Linked DNA regions of Homo sapiens: region 2 is linked to region 1. Evidence: chromatin loops called from intact Hi-C (ENCODE). Cell type or tissue: GM12878. All regions are shown on one strand. Links, peaks and the distances in the headings refer to the core of each region. The heading gives the core; the rest is flanking DNA.

The links. Hi-C counts contacts between places; a loop is a spot of excess contacts. Peaks named below come from ENCODE experiments on the same cell type or tissue, not always from the same donor. Only the 100,000 strongest peaks of a DNase experiment are listed, where the experiment ranks them.
Region 2: it touches region 1 in a loop (8-fold over the local background); 18 of 110 quality-filtered maps call a loop at or near these places.

Annotation. Positions count from the first base shown.
Region 1 is chr5:78,963,556-78,966,481 of GRCh38, forward strand. ARSB (arylsulfatase B) reads right to left here. Exons shown (of 8, transcript NM_000046.5): 3 at 861-1,051. Among named protein-coding and RNA genes, the nearest start is that of ARSB, 20 kb to the right of the region's middle. In GM12878, for the core only: a CTCF peak has its summit at 1,535 (motif pointing left); no DNase peak of the experiment used is centred there.
Region 2 is chr5:78,886,800-78,889,725 of GRCh38, forward strand. All of the region lies in intron 4 of ARSB (arylsulfatase B), which reads right to left. Among named protein-coding and RNA genes, the nearest start is that of ARSB, 97 kb to the right of the region's middle. RefSeq lists an enhancer at 762-811. In GM12878, for the core only: a CTCF peak has its summit at 1,210; a DNase peak (open chromatin) is centred at 1,082; H3K27ac peaks cover 959 bases.

The DNA.
Region 1 (2,926 bases), core at 194-2,693:
ATACAAATATTTGTTCCCATTTCAAAAGCATTTATAAGCTAAATCCAGAGAACTTAGCTTAAACTTTACCTCATGAAGTTAACTCTAGGTTAACAAAATAATCATAATAATAAGATTATTCATGTGTTACACAAAAGCATCAGTATAGTAAATGTGAAAAATAAGCTCATTGGTATACCAGGTATATGGATTAGAAGACCCAATATTGTTAAGACATCCATTCTCCCCAAGTTGTTCTATAGTTTCAAATATAAATCCAAGCAGACACTTTGGGCAGGGGGGAGCTGGCATATAGAAATTGACTAGATGATTCTAAAATTAACATGGAAATGCAAAAGATCTAGAATAGCAAAATATTCTTGTAGGGAGGAAGTACAAGGTTAGAGGAACTGCCCTGATCCCAAAATTTATGGATCCCTTAACCAAAAGTTTGTCATAATAAAGCCTCACCTTACACCTAAGCCAATCATTTTTTAAGTCATTTTATTAATTACTCACAGCACATGCACGTAATATACCAAAATTTTTAAACTATATTTCTATTGAAATACTACCAACATAGTATTCCTCAAAGTGTGATCTGGGGACCACTCTTAAGAATCACCTTTTAAGAGTTTCTCTAAAATGCTGATGTACGGATTTCTCCCACGCCTAATAAATCACACCCTAGAGGTGGGCTCCAGGAATCTTCCTTTTTAACAAGCTTCCCAGGCTGATTCTGGGATACTGTATAATTTGAAAAGGACTTCCCTAGAATTTATTAGATTTTTCCCTAAACAACAATGGCCTTTTCCTACATTTGTCTGAAAAGACATTAGTGTAACAAGATTTTGCTATCAGTAAATAGAAGCAAAACTTACCTTCTCTGGTGGATGGTTAGTTATGAGGGCTATAGCCCTTTTGGTGAATATGTTTGTTGAATACATATTTTTATATCCTGTTGCAACTTCTTCGCCATCTCGAAAATCAAGAGCACATCGTGTGACATTCAGAGCGTCAATTAATGTACAGCGTTCATGGGAATAATAATCTTCACTACCCAGGAGATATCCTGCAAGAATGGAAGACGAAAATAGTCAGCATAGCATAAAACTTGTTAAACAAACTAATGTTTCAGCATTTAATTGCCTAATGCAATTGATTACCCGTGACGAGGCTAATCAAATGACAAGGCTAATCAGCACCATTTCTCAACATGTCTATATCTGGTGGCAGAAGGCATTAAAACATTACTGCATAAAAACTCAAATCTATTCCTCATTCGCCTTTAGAATATAGGCGCTATCATGTAACACTAACAGTTTTTTTTTTTATCAGAGTTGAAACTCAGTAAGGGTGATAAAATCTCAATCCTTCAAAGCTATATAATGGTAAAAATAATGTACAGTTAATGTGACTTGTTACAGGTTTTTACTCTAAGGTGATCACATAAATGAGTGCAGGATTCAAACAATGTTTGTTGTTACTGATGTTGCGAGACTGGCTTCAAGGTTATTTACAGAAGTGGTTCTAGGAAGAGTCATCTTTAGTCAGATGCTGACACCCACTGGTGAAAGATACAAACCTTTCCTAATAGAGGATCTCTAGACATAACAGAGCCAACAGATCAAACTAAAGTGAGCACTGAAATAAGACTTTTCTACCTAAAATGATCTCAATTTCACCCCAGATTTAAATGGCATCAACGGCCTATCCCATAATTTAGACTTCACATGGAAGAAAATGGGTTTTCTCAAATATAGTTGTTTCTGCAAATGTTCCATCTTTTCTATATTTTAAAATATTATATTTCTATATTTTAAAGTATTAAAATAAGCTGTGCTACGTATGATTCCACTTGTATTAAATGCCCACAACATGTAAATCTATAGAGACAGAAAATAGATTAGTGGCTGCCTAGGGCTGGAGGGACTAGGGGGAAATGGGGAGTGATTGCTGAGGTGGATGAGTTTCTTTTTTGGGGATGATAAAAATGTTCTACAATTGGATTGCCATGATAGTGGCACAACCTTCTGAATTTATTAAAAATCATTGAATTGTACACTTTAATTGGGTGAATTGTATGATATGTGAATTATACTTTGATAAAGTTATTAAAAAGAAATATTTGCTAGACTCTTAGCTATCTCCTGACATATACTGCTTATTAACCTTAAAATGAGGATGATAAAATTGACCTAGCTCTTTCTTCAGTCCTGAACTTTCCCTATAATGAAAATTAAGAGCTTTACATAGTTTATATAATAAATCAATTCATTTTAAATTAAATTCTCCTTTTCTATGACTCAATAAATTCAAGATCTTGAATACAATTAATACTTTGGTCTTAAAATAACTTTTATATGGCAATCTTTTCTCCTATGTATATAATGGAAAACGAAATACAAAGTACTTGTTAATTAATGTGTAACAGAGAAAGAAATGTATCCATAAAAATAATTTCAGCCCTTACATGGGTGATTAGAATGTCAGAACACTGGAGGTCTATTTAAGGTTTTTAATAACTACTGGGCATTAAAGCTTGAGGAAATCACTTCAGGTTCTTTAACTGTTAAGTGTGAGCTGCTTTCTATCAGTTAGCAGAATATAGGACAGATACACTTCATTAGCAAAGGCATGAACTACAAATATTTAAAAGATAATACAGATAGGAGAATTCCAGAAATAAAACTATTCACATACTTGGCAAAACTAATACCAAGCAACCATGTGACAATCACATGAAGCTTTTCTTCATAATAATGATTCACAAATTTGAACTTCAATACTGAGCCTAAAGATGATGGCAGCCTATGCTTTTGGGGGAAAAAAATAGAAAATGCTTCTTGAACAACCAAATCTTCTCTGATGCTTTATGTACCAGCTGCATTGAGATATAATTCACATACCACACAAGTCACTCATTTAAAGTGTAAAAGACATTGGT
Region 2 (2,926 bases), core at 195-2,694, 77 kb before region 1:
CACATGAGGGCAGTATGACAGACCACCTGCTGTATAGAATGTTACATATAAAAATTTATTAAGAAATCAGAGATCTATCAAAGCTACAAGATGCATCTGGGAGGAAAGAGAATGAACACTTGTTAAGCACTGACTGCACTAGGAGTGACTCTGATTTTGCATTATCTCTCACAGAATCTGGGGTTGGCAGACCTGGAATAGAAGCCTGAGGCCAGACACTCACTAGCTGTGTGGCCAGGGGTGATATACCACCTCAGTTTCCTCGTCTTCATGTGGAAATAACAATCACTAATTGATTTAGTCCATTTTGTGTTGCTATAACAGAATACTGAGACTAGGTAATTTATAAAGAAAACAGGTTTATTTGGCTCACAATTCTGATGACTGATAAGTCCAAGCGCTAGGCACTGGCATCAGTTGCTGGTGAGGGCTTTTGTGCTGCATCATAACATGGCAGAGAAGTGGAAGGAGAGGCAGGTGCAGGTAAAGAGGGACCAAAGAGCAGGAAGAGCCTCACTTTATAACAACCCACTCTCATGGCGACTAATCCATTCCCTTGAGATTGAGAACTCGATCCTGGGAGACAGCATTGATCTATTCATGAGGAACCCGCCCCCATGACCCAAACACTTCCTACTGGGCCCCACCTCCCAAGATGCAGTGGCAATTAGACTTCCACATGAGCTTTGGTGGAAACAAACCACATCCAAACCATAGCACTACTTCATGTATTATGATGGAAATGAAGTGACATTGCTTATGATCTTTTCTTGGCAGGGTACCTGACACAACCTAAGTGCTCAATACATGGTAGTAACTGCTGTTGTTCTTAAAATTTACAACAACCCAAATAGTTTAGTATTATAACCATTTTGTCACGTTTTTTAAAAGGAAGTTTGAAAAAGCCAAACAGTGAATAGATGGCAATGCTAGGATTCCAACAAGGTCTGTGTGACACCCCAGGCCTCTGCCCCTAGAGCACCACACTCCTGCTATCCCTAGTATAGAGTGGGCTCACACATGTAGGCCACATAAACTTTCACTTCCTGATGAAAACCACAAGTACGGTCAACCTCAGCAAAGTGTACACTCTTCCTATGAGTGTACATAGGAAGTTATTTCAAGGTAATGGTAATTCCTTTTAGAGAAGGCTTAGCTGCTGTTGGGGAAGAAATTCAAGGCTCTACTGCCAAGGAAACTTTTGGTGGCGCCCTTAACACACCAGTTCTCAGTTCTTTTCTGTGCTTCTCGAAAGGGAGTAGAGAAGAGTCTTGAGTTAGATCAGGTGAGGAAACAATTCTTCAACACATGGGTCGGTGACAGACAATCTCATCATTTGACATCACAGACTTACAAGAATCTTTCTTCAAACCTCCCCACATCACTTCTTGACAAAAACTCAAGGCCCAAACATTCACTCAGGCCAGTTGTTGAAATACACATTCCATTTCATATTGAAGCTGAGCAGACCCGTATATTCAAAACAACAAAAGGTCACCATCAGTAGAAAGAAGAAATTCCTCCATGTTCATGATACTGCACAGAGTAGCAATCACTCATAACCAATGTATCGAAACTTAGAAGAAGGTGCTATTCATGTGATACAAAAATACACTGGAAAGAAATACCTACACTCTTCCCGTGATATCAAGAAAGGCTGAGACAGAACGATTATTTCACTCTGTTGTCTGGATTGCTGTAAGTGATGCTGGCTCAATACTTTAGAAGAAGCCTGTTGTCTCTGTTTTAAATAGATACACTTCTCTGAGGTATTATGTAGTGTCCTTCAGTTGCACATATTTGTTAGTGCTCAACGGAAAGTATTGGATGAAGATGGTGGTGGAAATAAGAGTGGAGATGATGGGGACAAGGGTGGCTGGATCTGGAATCTGATTCTAGGAGCAGCTCTTCAGTTATGACTCAGATAGGAAAATTCTCCGGGTTGTACAGAGAATTTGGCCACTTTTGCTACTGTAGGAAAGGGAAGGTGTTTCCACATATCATTAGGGGAGGCCACGGATGTAGTAAGTGTGACTGTTTTTGCAATTAGTTCTCTGTGATGTTTTGCCATTAGCAATAAGCGATTCTATCAACAGTTATTCTTTTTAAGAGCACTCCAAAGAGAAAGCACTGTCAATGGACACATGTGCAACTTCTCCAAGGCTCTCCTGGCATAGCGCCAACTGCAGATGTGGCCTCAGCAGAAGGGCAGTTCAGCTTCGCCTGTCCTTGTACCCCCACAGATGGCACCTGGCCGATGGTTGCCACTTATCAGCAATGGGGCAGAATCCACTGAGTTAGGACATTAGTTGGTTAACTATATGAGAAATAGGGTGCGGTCCATAAGTTCTAGTTCAGTCTCCTGGGTATTTCAAAGAATTCAACATAAAACTGGTAGGAGTAGCAACAAGAATAAAATAAGCTCTTTTGCAACAAGGTGGAAAAGGGAGTTTCCTATATTGCTCACTGAAGTTTGACATAAATTAGAATTTAAAAAGACAATGGAACCATCAGCATTTCAAAGACGTTTCTTCTCATTTTCCCTTCTAGTTTTATTTTTCGGCAAAAGTTAATTTCTTTCTTGTTAAGAATTCATATTCAAGAGAAATTTTTGTTTCATTTCCTGACTGACATATGAAAAAAATTCCAAATCAAAATAAGATGACGCCAGCTCCTAAAAGAAGCAAAGAAACGTTTTTTCAGGGAGATGGTTTTGCAGCAATGTTTTGGCACAGGGAAAATCTAATTATAAGGCCTTTACTGTCTAGAAAAGAAATGTCAAAGTAAGACAAACATTATCATATACAGACCGTAAATCTCACTTTATTATTCACTATTGAACAAAAATAACTGTCAAAAAGTCATGGAAAAATATTGGTTTGCCAAAGATCTAAGCAAAAACATTAAGTATATGACAATGAAGCCT